Linked DNA regions of Homo sapiens: region 2 is linked to region 1. A link is an interaction called in ENCODE POLR2A ChIA-PET data of the cell type or tissue named here. Cell type or tissue: GM12878. All regions are shown on one strand.

Region 1 (8,000 bases):
CTGTATCAAAGCATCTCATGCACTCCACAAATATATACACATACTATATACCCATAAAAATTAAAAATAAAAAAATTCATAAAAGATACAATAATGAGGCTTTATTAGTTGGACAAAAGTACATTCCAGGAAAAATCTGGCATGTGAAATAAAATGAGTATAAAACAGCAAAGTGTATTAGGGAAAGAATGAGCATTTTGTTATTTCTCTAACTGATATAAAGTGGGGGTGAAGTGGGGTGGGGTGGGGTGGTGAGACAGGAGATCAGAATGGCCAGTTAGAGCTAGGCTAGATATTTTGTGTTGGTAGGGAGACGGGGGAGAGATTTTATTAGACTTTAGTTTTACAAACGATGAGAAAGTCTTTCAGAAAAAGTTGTGACTTTGAAGTAGACAAAAAACTGTACTAGGTGTCTTCAATCGAAATATATGTTGTCTAAAGGACAGAGCACACCCTTCTGAGTTATTTGATTCTATGGATTTTGCATCTTTCATTGTCTTTCAGCTATTTAAAATTCTGTAAATTGCAGATCATGTCGATGCAAATGACTCTTGTCCATAGATGTGCAAATGAATTGTCTGGAGAATGGAAAATTAATTTTCCTCCCTACTGTGGAAAAAGCCAGGCTTGAATATATTGGTAAATTCTTCTCAGCATCCCTTATCAACCTATGTAAGTGTGGTACTTTAACTTCTCCTTTGAACTCATTGTAACATCTTACTTGCTCCCTCATTCATTAATTAGTTAAATAAAATCTATGACACATGTTTATTTTATAGTTGTATGAAAGTTATCATGCTACCTTAAATTTTTTTTAACTTGTCTGTCCTAAGTGAAGAGACAATGTGCTTCCTATGAAGGCAGTGGTAGCACACGCAGATGGCGGGAAGGCAATAAAGTAGAGAGTGCTTTATACTGACTTTGTACTGACAAAACCTAGTGTACTGGCTTTGTACTGACAAGACCTAGTGTACAGGCTTTGTACTGATGAGACCTAGTGCTCTGATGAGACATGGGAAGTGATGAATTATGAGGGTTCAAAAATAATTCCCCGATTTCTGGCATGAGTGATTACATAGATAATTTCTTTTATCAAGATATGACCCACAGGACAAAAGATATCAAGGTAGAAATTACAGTAGGTTACTAGATATTTGGTTGTGGAGTTCAGAAGTACTGATGCTAGAGGTGCTGATTTGAGAGTCATACATTTATAGATGTAAATTTATGAGACTAAATTTAAACATTAAGGAAGAATTGTAAGGTGAAAAGACAGGTGGGCACAAACATTTTAAGGATGAGCAGAGTCAAAAGATCTAGTAAAAGAGATGGGAAATAAATATCTTTATTTTTGGATGATGTTAGAGAAGTCAAGGGAGAACAATGTTTTTAGAAGGAAACACTAGTGAACAGTGTCAAATGCTGGAATTTTCAGTCAGTTGGGTTTGGCAATGTGAAAGTCAGTGGTGGCCATTGCCAATCAAGTTTAAGTGTCATGGGGTTTGTGTGTGTGTGTGTGTGTGTGTGTGTGTGTGTGTGTGTGTGTGTAGAATGATAAAAGCAAAAACAGGATGTTGGGAATTTGAAAATCTGATAGACGGTAAGGAAAGCTGTGGGAAAGAAGGTATGAATCGTTGAAAAATCAAGGGAATTTTTAAGATTGAACATAGCATAAGGGGAAGGAGTCATCTGAAGACAAGGAAGAGAGAGAAGGAATTAAATTTAAAAAGCTCCAAGTTAGATCAAAATACATCGGACTCAGAGTCTAAGTGGAAACAACTTTCAAAAGGAGGAAGATGTTTTACCCTGAGGTTCAAGGAAAAGAGGAATAGCTGGGAGCAGCACAGGTAGCTTCTAAGGTTGCAGAGCAGGAAAGGTGAAATATATGTTACTTGGTAACTCTTAATATCATGTACTCAGAGTGAAGGAGTGAAATTCAGGAGGAAAGGAAAAGTATGCCTAATCCCTGAGTTGAATGAGAGTGGGAAAGCTGATAAAAGATAAACTCTTCATGGTAAAATTAATCTGGTATAAGTAGCTTTTCTCTTGGTGTACTGTTCTTTGCAAGGTTTTATTTGCAGGTATGAAATGCCTGGTTCGTGGATGGTTGCTAAGAGATATGCTTACTCTGAAATATCTTTTTCACCTTCCTTTACTTTTCACCATTACACTCTTTAGTTCATTAGAAAACTATGGGGGAAAGGATTAGTCTCCTCAAACATCCGTTAGATATGTATACCTGGCAACGGTCCCTCTAAAAACGTAGTACATCATTTTAGCTCCATTATTGAAACACAAAGTCATAAGATGATGTAATATACAACAGATGATTTCCAGTGGGGTAAAATTGTAACAACCACCATTGTGGGCGGGTGAGAACAAACACAGTGTATAGGTTAGGAAGGGCAGATCTTTATACTAAGAATGGAAGATATCCAAAAGGAAGGGGACGATACGAAGATGAACTTCATCTCACAGTTTTGCTTTAATAGCCCAGAATATGGATAATTATGGTTACTTACCTCTAGCAGTGTAGTATTGATAGGTAATGACATAGTCATTTTAGAATGATTCTTTCCTATGTGATATTCTCCCAGATCACTGCTCTAAGTGCTTTATGTGTGTTAAATTGTTTAATCCTTACAACCACACCTAAGTTAGATTATTATTCTTGTTTTACAAATGCAGAAGTCATTGAGTTAAAAGAAAAACCTTGTAATTCACATAGCTAGCATGTAGTGAAGCTTCAAACCCAGTTGCATTGATGCAGTTGTGGATACCCTACCTCATTTTGCCAGCTGCCTATGTGGACTACAGTAACTTGTTGCACTCCTTGTGTGCTATGCAGTGCCTGTTACAAGGACTCTCACTACAAGTCTGACTTTTTTATTTCACTTGCCTTCTCCATGTGCTGTGATTCTTCAACTTTACTGCACTCAAGAATCAAGGGAACTTACTTAAAAAGAAATCAGATTCCAGGGTTCCAACCCCAGAAATTCTAATTCTAGAAGTCTGACTATGTCCCATGAATTTGCACTCTAAGCAGACTTCCTAGGTAGCTCTGAAACAGGTGGTCTGTAGACCACACTTTAAGAATTATCTTCAAGGATTGGGCTAGTTTTAGTTTGTAGTGATTTCTTGTGTCTCTTAATGTAAGTAATTGGAAACTGTTGGGTTAAATTCCATAGTTAGTATTGTATAAGTATGTGTAAATATGTTTTATGGCTGAAAATGAAATGTTGAGTAATTTTTGTGGATTAGTAGTATCTTTAAAAAGCACTCCTATTTCTAGGAGACATTTTTATTACATTAATATGTTGTATGAACCTGGCTCTTTGTGGGGAAATCTTAAAAATTTTATATAAAATAGACAATTCTGCCAGAATTATGGCATTATAACTTACTCAACAGCTTTGGAAACACAATAAAAGAAATATTATGAACTTACTATTCTTTCTCTTTACTGTTGACATTAGGATGGGCCCTTAAAATTATAACTATGTATTTATACCGTATATGAAAATATGGATACATTTCATAGATATGAATATATAGGAGCAATCCACTTCTGCTTCGTTGCTTTTTACATTTTGTTTTCAGTTTTCTAACAAAGGTCATCTTTGTATTCAGTCCAGGAATCCAATCTCTATCTAGTGTTGACATAAGGGAACTATAGGCTGTTTTTAAAATGTCAGTTATAATCTCTGAATGGAGCGCTTGGGTGGTCAATTTCATGTTTCTGAATTTTGGTGGTGGTAGAGGTTTTTAGTGCCAGTTGTGCGGGGATTTGATTCCTGTGTAGAAGGATAAAGCAGGAACCAGATAAGATAGGTGCTGAGAAAATTAATTGGCCTTTACAAGCCATTTGTCACAAGGCACAGGGTAGTTCAATGCACAATGCGTAATGTGTGCAGCAAGACCAGGTGTGTATTGTGTTATCTATGGTAACATCCTGATAGCTACTTGAAATCTGGCTGGTACTAGCCAAGCAACAGAAAATATTCAGGTGGTTGAAATAAGATAGGTAATGACGTTTTTTTATTTAGATGATCTGTCCATTCAAGGCAGAATGCCACCCAGCGGTAGCCTGATAGGAGTGGCAAGGGCTTGGTGGTAAAAATGATGATGAAGAAAAAGCTTACAAGCTGTACATACCATAAGAGAACCTAGCACTCATTCGCAATGTAAATCCAGGTAGACCAGTGATATGTTTAGCTTGGTAAGAATTGGTGCAGGAATTGGGGTCAATGGTTCTGTACTGTTAGAGGAGGTTCATTGGCAAATACATTTGAGAATCTGGGAAACATTTCCCTGGAGAGCCTTTTTTTCTTTTTTTAAAGACATCATGACACTCTTACAAATACCTCTCCTAAGTTCTAAAGAGACAAGCACAAGTATACTGCATAAGCCATAATGACTGAAAAAATATAAAAGACAAGGTGAAAGGAAAATAAGGAAGAATAATAAAATGGGGCTATAAGAGAGAGAACTAGAGATATGTGCTATAAAATTCTCACAGTGTCTGAAGGTGGGACACCACATCAATTTTGAATTTCCTAATGAGCCAAAACCAAGAGGGAATCAGGACAAGTTGCAAGATTCAAATTGTCCATATGATAACATATACCAGCTCGAGGGGAGGCCGTGGCCTTGAAGTCTAAAGGAAGTTCCCCCATAGTTGTTGCAAGGGAGACAGAATGAAACAGTATGCAACAAGATTTTCTTACAACATTTTTATAGCATTTTTCAATATAGGATACGTCATTAAACAAAAGCACAATTTTTAAAAAGTGATTCTTTTATTGTCTAGGAAGGCCTAGACAATATAGTCTGGATTGATTGGATAAACACAGAGGAACAAGAGAGCGGCAGAATTGTACCATGCATGCAGCAGGCCATGCTCTACACGGGCCTCTCAGGATGCAGCAGAGAGGTACCCTGGGTAATTTCTGGCAAATCTTTCAGTATTGTTATTCTATGTTAGTGATGGTGGGAAGATTCATAGGTCTTAAATATTTACCAAGTACAGGATAAAGTTCTCATACTTTTATTAAAATAAAGGAGTGTAAGACTCTGTATTGAAGAGATAGCAGTCTATAGTTCCAACCGTAGGCAAAGTAAAACATTCCTAAAACTAGACTCATTTTTGTGTTGGCTCCAACACTTGAACAAATTAAAGACTGAATCCTCATAGTTTAAACCCTTAGAGCATCTTTGAGACTATCGTAGTTTGGAAAATTTCCCATGCAGAAATAATTAATTGATCATTAGGCCATAAAAAAATCTTACTCAGGATATCTAACTTTAATTATAGTGGTTGGCCAGTGATACATAGCTTAAATTACTCCTCAGTAACTAAAGGAGGTTTTCTGTCAATTCATATGAAAAATATCTGTCAAAATTTATGAGAGTCAGCATTCCTTCTGCTGTTAGCTCATCAGGCCCTTTGTCTCTTGAGACCAGTGTGAGTCTATTAGATCATATCCCTAGTATTGAGGAGAGCACTTAATTGTTCTTCTAGGTGTGAGGTAGGAATGGACTACATGTATTAGGTAATCTACACTGTGTCAGTGGGCGAGTGTACCCTATGTGATGATAATGATAATGATATCATAATAGTGATTTTACTGAATATTTACTACATATACTTGATACTTGCTAAGCACATTATGCACTTTATTTCATTTAATTTTTGATATTCATTTAGTTATTATTAAGTATAATTGTTTTCAATTTGCAGCTATGGAGACAAGAGTTTAGAGTTTAAAGAGCTTACTTACATTTGCACAGCTACAAGGTAGAATGTACACCCAGGTGGAAATAGGAAAGTCTGTATTCTTTTCTATTTGGAAAGAACAACATTTGCCTTTTCATCTTTGCATTTCACCATCTGACCTACAGATTATAGATCTCATAACAGAGTTCAAATTAAGGGCCTTTTGCTATTTAGCATGGAGGGAATGTGTTGCCAGGCCCAAGGCTTAGCCATTGTCCCTGCATGGGAGCCACCCGCCAAATTTCTTGAAACATAACTGTTAAATATATTATATCCAGCAGAGTAGATTCAGTTTTTCAGAAACATTTTCCATGTCATTTAGAATCCTTAATGATTAGAGTATTATTTAGAGATTTTAAATAATTTTATAGAACATGAATTATATTTTATTGTTTAAATTAAAATATTATTTTAATGTTAAAAAACTTTAAACTTCTTACTATGTCTTCAAAGTACTGTTAGTTATATCTATGATTTATTTGATGCTGGAGTCTTTGTCAGGTTCACTATTGGTAAGGTAGTCTTTCAATGGGCAACTTTGATTCACTCTTGAAAATCTTATTCACAAAATAATTTCCAGAAAGATATGATAAATAAGCAGGAATTACTTGTACATTTTATCTTCATAGTGTAAACCTTGGGATAGTGCAAAATGCTCTGATCTCAAGAAATGCTATTTATGCACACAAAAATGTAAGGATGAAAAATATTTGTCCGTATATACTGTTAAAAATTATTCTCTGCTGTTGTTGGTTTCATGCTGTAGAAACAAACCCTGAAGGGTACTGATAAGTTGCCTTAAGGCAATTATGCTTTTAGGCCATTTATCCTAATGCATTTCTAATATGAAGTCATATGCTCTTTTTCACTTTATAAGGAAACTGTCCTGGTGTCTGAGAGCTTAGAGTTTATAAAAGATCTATATGAAAGGGTTAATCAGGTGAGGTCTTTTGGAAGAGCTAACTTTTATACTAGATTGTAAATAATTAATAAAATAGACTATTCTATAAGGACAAAGAATATAGGAAAATGGAGATAGCAATTTAAAACACCAGGATGCTAAGGAGAAGGAACACTGGGTACATGATATACAGGAAATTAAGAAAGATGGAAGATGGCTGAACAGGAACAGCTCCAGTCTACAGCTCCCAGTGTGAGTGACGCAGAAGACGGGTGATTTCTGCGTTTCCAACTGAGCTTTGAAGAGAGTAGTGGTTCTCCCAGCATGCAGCTTGAGATCTGAGAACGGGCAGACTGCCGCCTCAAGTGGGTCCCTGACCTCCAAGTAGCCTAACTGGGAGGCACCCCCCAGTAGGGGCGGACTGACACCTCACACAGCCGGGTACTCCTCTGAGAAAAAACTTCCAGAGGAATGATCAGGCAGCAGCATTTGCGGTTCACCAATATCCGCTTTTCTGCAGCCACCACTGCTGATACCCAGGCAAACAGGGTCTGGAGTGGACCTCCAGCAAACTCCAACAGACCTGCAGCTGAGGGTCCTGACGGTTAGAAGGAAAACTAACAAACAGAAAGGACATCCACACCAAAAACCCATCTGTACATCACCATCATCAAAGACCAAAGGTAGATAAAACCACAAAGATGGGGAAAAAACAGAGCAGAAAAACTGGAAACTCTAAAAATCAGAGTGCCTCTCCTCCTCCAAAGGAACACAGCTCCTCACCAGCAATGGAACAAAGCTGGACAGAGAATGACTTTGATGAGTTGAGAAAAGAAGGCTTCAGAAGATCAAACTACTCCGAGCTAAAGGAGGAAGATCGAACCAATGGCAAAGAAGTTAAAAACCTTGAAAAAAAATTAGACGAATGGCTAACTAGAATAACCAATGCAGAGAAGTCCTTAAAGGACCTGATGGAGCTGAACACCACGGCACAAGAACTACGTGACAAATGCAGAAGCCTCAGGAGCCGATGCGATCAACTGGAAGAAGGGGTATCAGCGATGGAACACAAAATGAATGAAATGAAGCAAGAAGAGAAGTTTAGCGAAAAGAAACAAACAAAGCCTCCAAGAAATATGGGACTGTGTGAAAAGACCAAATCTATGTCTGATTGGTGTACCTGAAAGTGACGGGGAGAATGGAACCAAGTTGGAAAACACTCTGCAGGATATTATCCAGCAGAACTTCCCCAATCTAGCAAGGCAGGCCAACATTCAAATTCAGGAAATATAAAGAATGCCACAAAGATACTCCTCGAGAAGA
Region 2 (8,000 bases), 670 kb before region 1:
GGTGAAACCTCGTCTCTATTCAAAAATATAAAAATTAGCCAGATGTGGTAGCATGTGCCTGTAATCCCAGCTACTTGGGAGGCTAAGGAGAACTGCTTGAACCAGGGAGGTGGAAGCTGCAGTGAGCTGAACAAAAAACAACAAAAAGAAAACAAAGAAACTTCTGGCTGAATCTCAGTACGTGTTCATGTTACGGGTGTGTGCAATTTGTGAAAATTCACTGAGCAATACACTTATGCTTTGTCTACTTTTGCTGTTTGTGTGTGTGTGTGTGTGTGTGTGCATGTTCTATATTCCAGTTATAAGGTTTACTTAAAAAAATACAAAACCATGTAAGGCTATTATTTGCTTTACAAATGGCCCATCTTTTGTATTTTCCCTTTCAATAACAGTTTGCTAGTACATACAAAACACAGTGCTCATTCCAAAAATTTTAACTTCAAAGAATTTTTTCAACATATCAATTATATAAAAATAAGATAACTATATTATCACATCCAAATCCTGTTAGCTGAAATAATTCAATTACCAGTTTATTTATGAAATCCCTAAATGTCATAAAAATGGTTTACCTGGATATAGGTCTTTTGGATGGCTGCAAGTTCTTCACCAAGCGGAACAATAAGCTTTTCAACTTTTCTTTCATGAGAATATGTCAAAATATCTGGAGAATCTTCAGAACGAAGCTCTATCTGCCCAATTAGCAGGTTAGTAATAACTTGTTGCACAGCCTATATGAAATCAATTAAGTATGATTATAAACTACATGTTAAAATTTTTTAGTTTAAGTCACTAACAGAAATAAAATAGCAGTAAAATTTTGAAAGAAGCACCAGAAATTTATATCATTAAGTAACAAAAAAGAAAGAAGATAAGCCTATAAAAAAAGTACATCAGAAGTAGCACAACAGGTGAAAAGTGCTTCCGAAACATCTTTTCCCCACACAGACCTTCAAGCCAAGCATCCGAGAAATAAGAATATTTGTAAATGTCCAAAAAGTTCCTCAAATGTAGTTTGGTACTTTACAAATAGAGTCTTTATAAAGACTCAGACAAAAATTTCAGATTAGCAATACTCAATCAATTATTGATAAATTAGTAGAATATTTTCCATTTAAATCAACATATATGATGTGAATATATTTCCAGGACTAAATTTCATGTACCCAAAGCTTATAAAGAGACTTCATTGTAAAATTAGGAAACTGGAGAAAAAACATATAATCTGTTGTATTCTGTAGCAGGAGACTATGGTACTGACAGTGCGATTAACAATTAAAAAGAAAAAAAAAAGAGAGGATCCTGAGAGTATGTAAAAATTAAAAGTTGTTTTGTGTGTGTGTGTGTGTGTGTGTGTGTGTGTGTGTTTTTGAGACGGTGCCTCGTTCTGTCACCCGGGCTGGAGCACAGTGGCACGATATCGGCTAACTGCAACCTCCGCCTCCCAGGTTCAAACGATTCTCCTGCCTCAGCCTCCCCAGTAGCTGGGATTACAGGCGCCTGCCACTACACCCAGCTAATTTTTTGTATTTTCAGTAGAGATGAGGTTTCACCATGTTGGCCAGGCTGGTCTCGAACTCCTGACCTCATGATTCGCCCACCTTGGCCTCCCAAAGTGCTGGGATTACAGGTGTGAGGCATCACGCCCGGCTTTTTTTTTGGGGGGGGGGCGGTTTGGAACCTCCCTCTGTCGCCCAGGCTGCAGTGCAATGGCACAATCTATCTCAGGTTATTGCAACCTCTGACTCCCGGGTTCAAGCGATTCTCCTGCCTCAGCCTCTTGAATAGCTGGGACTACAGGCATATGTCACCATGCCCAGCTAATTTTTGTATTTTGGGTACAGATGGGGTTTCACCATGTTGGCCTAACTGGTCTCTAACTCCTGACTTCTGTGATCCGCCCACCTTGGCCTCCTAAAGTGCTGGGATTAAAGGTGTGAGCCATGGTGTCCAAACAAAAATAGAAAGCCTTGTGGGTTTAGGCCGGGCAGCAGCTCACGCCTAAGGGTGTAATCCCAGGGCTGTGGGAGGCCAAGTTGGGAAGACTGCTTGAAGCCAGGAATTTGAAACCACCCTGGGCAACATAGTGAGACCCCATATCTACAAAAAAAATGACAATTGCTGGCGAAGTGGCAAGCACCTGCTGAAGTATCACTTGAACACAGGAGTTCTAGGCTGCAGTGAGTGAACTACAGTTGCGACTGTATTCCAGCCTGGGTGACAGGGCAAGACCCTGTCTCCAAAAAAAAAAGAAAGAAAGAAAAAGAAAAGAAAAAAAGAAAGCTTTGAGGGCTTGGTTTTGGGGGGGGCGGGGAACAGCCTGGGGCAAGAATCATATCTTGGTATTCCCAATACCTGGCGCAGTGCCCAATACGGCACACCATAATCACTGGCGGCCTATACGTATTCAAAATCTAGAATACATTTGTGACCATTTTATAAAATTAAGCTTATTGCTTTTAATAGTTCATTCATGAAAGAAATACATGAGTAACTCCCACATGCCAGGTATTGAGTTAATGACAGAGAAACGACCAAAATCGGCATAATCCCTACATTCATGTAGCTGATATTTTACTGGCGCTGAAAGACCAAAATAATCAATACGCAAAAGAATGACCAATTATCACAAATGTTAAGAAGAAAATAACAAAATAAGGAACACTGACAAGATAGCTTAGTTAGAATAGACCTTTCTGAAGGGATGACTTTTTTTTTTTTTTTTTTTTTTTTTTGAGACAGAGTCTTGCTCTGTCGCCCAGGCTGGAATGCAGTGGCGCGATCTCGGCTCACTGCAAGCTCCGCCTCCCAGGTTCACGCCATTCTTGCGCCTCAGCCTCCCGAGTAGCTGGGACTACAGGTGCCCACCACCATGCCCGGCTAATTTTTTGTATTTTTTTTAGTAGAGACGGGGTTTCACCATGTTGGCCAGGATGGTTTCGATATCCTGACTTCGTGATCCACCCGCCTCGGCCTCCCAAAGGGGGATGACATTTTTAAGCTGACTGAAAAACATGAATGTTTAAACGAGGTCAGGGAGAAAACCAGAGATAGGATAGAATTTCTAAGCTCATCAAAAAAAAGGATAGAAGAAAAAAGTCTTGCAGCTTGCAAGAGTTAAAAGCTATCATTGGAAGCATGGAGCAAGATGGAAATACAGATAATCGCCCACACAGAACATCAAATTTGACAACTATCTACACAAAAAAAGCACCTTCATAAGAACCAAAAATCAAGTGAGCAATCACAGTACCTGGTATTCACTTCATATTGCTAAAAGAGGCACTTTGAGGTAGGAAACACAATCCTTTTTTTTTTTTTTTTTTTCAGACGGAGTCTCACTCTGTCACCCAGGCTGGAGTGCCATGCCATGATCTCGGCTCACTGCAAGCTCTGCCTCCCGGGTTCACGCCATTCTCCTGCCTCAGCCTCCCGAGTAGCTGGGACTACAGGTGCCCACCACCACGCCCGGCTAATATTTTGTATTTTTTTTTTCTTTTTTTTTTTTTGAGACGGAGTCTCGCTCTGTGGCCCAGGCTGGAGTGCAGTGGCGGGATCTCGGCTCACTGCAAGCTCCGCCTCCCGGGTTCACGCCATTCTCCTGCCTCAGCCTCCCAAGTAGCTGGGACTACAGGCGCCCGCCACTACGCCCGGCTAATTTTTTGTATTTTTAGTAGAGACGGGGTTTCACCGTTTTAGCCGGGATGGTCTCGATCTCCTGACCTCGTGATCCGCCCGCCTCGGCCTCCCAAAGTGCTGGGATTACAGGCGTGAGCCACCGCGCCCGGCCATTTTTTTGTATTTTTTAGTAGAGACGGGGTTTCACTGTGTTAGCCAGTGTGGTCTCGATCTCCTGACCTCCTGATCCGCCTGCCTTGGCCTCCCAAAGTGCTGGGATTACAGGTGTGAGCCACCACGCTCAGCCAGGAAACACAATCTTGAATCATGGACACCACCCCTCCCTCATCCCCCAGAGGCCCTGTGGTGTGGAGAAAGAATCTAAGAACCTGGGGGAAGGAGAGTGCAGTTTCTGGGAGACTGTGCATTGAACTAAGTGTTGCTCTGTCACAGTGAAAAGCAAAACCAGGTGGAACTCAGTCAATGCCACCACAGAAGGAGAATTTAGACCAGCCCTAGCTAGAAGGGAATTCCCCATCCTAGTGGTTGGAACTTAAGTTCCTGCAAATGCTCTGGAGACGATGAACATGGGGGGCACGTGACCTAGTGAGACACCAGGTGGGACAGTTAAAGGAGTGATTGCACCACCCTTCATTCAACCCCAGTCTGGGCAGCTCACATAAACGAAAGTGACTCCTTCCTTCTGCTTGAGGAAAAAAGAGGGAAGAGTAAAGAGGACTTTGTCTTGCATCCTGGATATCAGCTCAGCCACAACAGGACAGGGCAGAGTCATGAGGTCTCCGTTCCTGACCCTAGCTCCCTGACAACTTTTCTAGACGTACCCTGGGCCAGAAGGAAACCCGCTACCTTGAAGGGAAGAACACAGTCCTGGCAAGATTCATTACCTGCTGACTAAAGAGCCCTTGGGCCCTAAATAACCATCAGCAATACCCAGGTAATATGTCATGGGCCTTGGGTGAGACTCTTAGACATGCTGGCTTCCAGTGAAACCCAGCACATCTCTAGCAATGATGGCTATGATGAGAAACTTCTGCTTGAGAAAAGCAGAAGTAAAGGAGACTTTGTCTTACACCTCAGGTACCAGCTCAGCCACAGTGGGGAAGGGCAACAAATGGGCTCTTGGGGACCTGATTCCAGGCCTTGACTCTTGAACAGCATTTCTGAAACTGTCCCAGGCCAGAGGGGAACCCACTTCTCTGAAGGGTGAGTCCCAGGCCTGGCAGCATTCAGCACAAGCTGACTGAAGAGTCCTTGGGCCTTAAATGAAAATCAGCAGTAGACTGGCAGTACACCTCATGGGCCTATGGTAGTGGTGACCATGGGGAGAGGCTCCTCTGCCTGTGGAAAGAAAGAGTGAGAAGGACTTCATCTTGTGCTTTGAGTGCAAGCTTAGCTGCAGTAGTATAGAGCACAAGGTAGATTTCTAAGGTTTCTGACTCTAGTTTCTGGCTCCTAGATGGCATCTCTGGACTTGCCCGGGGCCTGGAGGAACTTGCTGACAAACTTCACACGTTCTAACTTTTTAGTGGGAGCTAAAAATTAAAGTAATTGAACTCATAGAGATAGAGAGTAGAAGGATGATTACAGAGGCTGGGAAGGGTAGTGGGCGAGGGGGGTGGAGGGGACACTACATTAATGGGTACAAAAAAATAGAATAAATAAGATCTAATATTTGATAGCATAATAGGGTGACTATAGTCAGTAATAAGTTTACATTTTAAAATAACTAAAAGAGTATAACTGGATTGTAACAAAAAGAATAAATGCTTAAGGTGATGGATACCCCATTAGCCTGATGTGATTATTATGCACTGCATGCCTGTATCAAAATATCTCATATATACCATAAATATATATACCTACTATGTACCCATAAAAATAAAAAAAAAAAGTTTTAAAAGGCTGCCACAGAATGTATCCAATAAAATCCTTACTCAAGCCGGGCGTGGTGGCTCACGCCTGTAATCCCAGCACTTTGGGAGGCTGAGGTGGGTAGATCACGAGGTCAGGGGTTCGAGACCAGCCTGACCAACATGGTGAAACCCCGTCTCCACTAAAAATACAAAAATTAGCTGAGCATGGTGGTGGGCACCTGTAATCCCAGCTGCTTAGGAGGCTGAGGCAGGAGAATGGCTTGAACCCGGGAGGCAGAGGTTGCAGTGAGCCGAGATCGCGCCACTGCACTCCAGCCTGGGTGACAAAGCGAGACTCTGTCTCAAAAAAAAAAAAAAAAAAAAATCCTTACTCAATATGGAAGACCGTTCAGAGCTACTAAAATCAGAATATTATAGGACAGGTCTCAAAATCTGCATTTTTACCATTCTTCAATAAAGGAAACCAGAATTTCCCAGACATACTGTTGATTCCATGGCTGGGCCGAAAAAATACTAAAGGAGCATAATGTATCTTATGATGTCAGAAAGTTACAGAAGCATCAAAAGAAAGAGTGGCAAGGTATGGTGGCTCATGCCAATAATCCCAGCACTTTGAGAGGCTGAGACAGGTGGATCACTTGAGCCCAGGAGTTTGAGACCAGTAGTTCTAGACCAGCCTGGGCAACAATGGGAGACCCTGTCTCTACAAAAGATACAAAAATTTGCTGGGTGTGGTGGCAGGCACCTGTAGTCCCAGCTCCTCAGGAGGCTGACGTGGGAGAACCACCTGAGCCTGGGAAATTTAGCTGCAGTGAGTATTATTGTGCACTGCCCTCCAGCCTGGAGGACTCAGTGAGACCCTGTTTAAAAAAAAAAAAAAAAAGTGCATGTCTAAAGGACACAGGAGCTTGAAGGAGCTCCTAACAGACAAAGCTGGAACAATCTTAATAAAATTGATAAAATAGTATTGGACTGTGGCCCACAGAAGGAAAAAAAATCTTTATTGCAGAAGAATTCAAATTAATGCATATAAAAGAGAGAAAGAATGATTAGGCAAATACCACAACAATAATTGTTGCAAGCCAAGAACCACCACTGGATGCTAAAACAGGATTATTTACATAGTCTCAAAGTATTTCCCCCACAAGACAGTTATTAATTACAAAGGGAATAACAGTAATTTTACAATGAAGAAACCAAGAAGACATCATCTTAACTAAGTCAAGATTACAACACAAGTAAAAAAGGCAAAGCAACATCATCTATTCCCTGATAGGATATGCTGAGAAAGGTACAGCATCACTTCTGGATTATTGTTAGCAAATGCATAACGTCACCACATCATGAGAAAACATCAGACTTACCCAAATTGAGGGATATTCTACAAAATATCTGGCACCTACACTTCAAAAGCATCAAGGTCATGGAAAACAAGAAAAAAGAGGAAGCGGCCGGGCACAGTGGCTCACACCTGTAATCCCAGCACTTTGGGAGGCCGGGGCGGGTGGATCACGAGGTCAGGAGCTCGAGACCAGCCTGGCCAACATAGTGAAACCTTGTCTCTACTAAAAATACAAAAAATTAGCCGGGCATGGTGGCGGGTGACTGTAATCCCAGCTACTCAGGAGGCTGAGGCAGGAGAATAGCTTGAACCTGGGAGGTGGAGGTTGCAGTGAGCCGAGATCATGCCATTGCACTCCAGCCCGGGCAACAGTGCGAGACTTCGTCTCAAAAAAAAAAAAAAAAGAAAAAAGAGGAACCATCACAGATTAGAAGGGACTAAGAAGCCATGACAACACAATGTGAGATCACAGACTGAACCCTGGAGCAGAAAAGTACATCAGTGGGAAAACTGGCAAAATTCAGACAAGATCTGCAGATTAGTTACTGGTATAGCAATGCTAATTTTCTGGCTTTGATAATTTTATTATGGTTATATGATACGTTAACATTAGGGGAAGACGGGAGAGGACCAAACGAAGACTTCTATTTTTGCAATTTTTCTGGCAATCTAAAGTTATTTCCAAACAAAACTTTAAAAAACTGAAAACAGTAACAACTTTTAAAAATCATTTTACTATTTAAAAATATCCTGTATTTTTAACAGGTTTTAGGGATTCTTATGCACACTGCAGTCTGAAAACTACTAACTTAAAGAAACTCCTGGGCTGGGCATAGTAGCTCACGCCTGAAATCCCAGCACTTTGGGAGGCTGAGGCCGGCAGATCACCTGAGGTCAGGAGTTGGAGACCAGCTGGCCAACATGGTGAAACCCCGTGTCTACTAAAAATACAAAAATTAGCCAGGCGTGGTGATGGACGCCTGTAATCCCAGCTACTCGGGAGGGTGAGGCAAGAGAATCGCTTGAATCCAGGAGGCGGAGGTTGCAGTGAGCCAAGGTCATGCCATTCCACTCCAGCCTGGGTAACAAGAGCAAAACTCCGTCAAAAAAAAAAAAAAGAGAAAGAAAGAAAGGAAAGGAGAGGA

What was found. Peaks named below come from ENCODE experiments on the same cell type or tissue, not always from the same donor. Only the 100,000 strongest peaks of a DNase experiment are listed, where the experiment ranks them.
Region 2: POLR2A ChIA-PET joins it to region 1 with 6 read pairs; 2 of 35 experiments call an interaction of 5 or more read pairs at or near these places.

Annotation. Positions count from the first base shown.
Region 1 is chr14:44,475,662-44,483,661 of GRCh38, reverse strand. LINC02277 (long intergenic non-protein coding RNA 2277) reads left to right here and starts at 1,776. Exons shown (of 3, transcript XR_001750743.3): 1 at 1,776-2,545; 2 at 4,811-4,933. In GM12878, no CTCF peak of the experiment used is centred here; no DNase peak of the experiment used is centred here.
Region 2 is chr14:45,141,568-45,149,567 of GRCh38, reverse strand. FANCM (FA complementation group M) reads right to left here. Exons shown (of 23, transcript NM_020937.4): 4 at 573-731. Among named protein-coding and RNA genes, the nearest start is that of FANCM, 9.6 kb to the right of the region's middle. RefSeq lists enhancers at 4,455-4,564, 4,655-4,714. In GM12878, no CTCF peak of the experiment used is centred here; a DNase peak (open chromatin) is centred at 4,718; H3K27ac peaks cover 1,208 bases.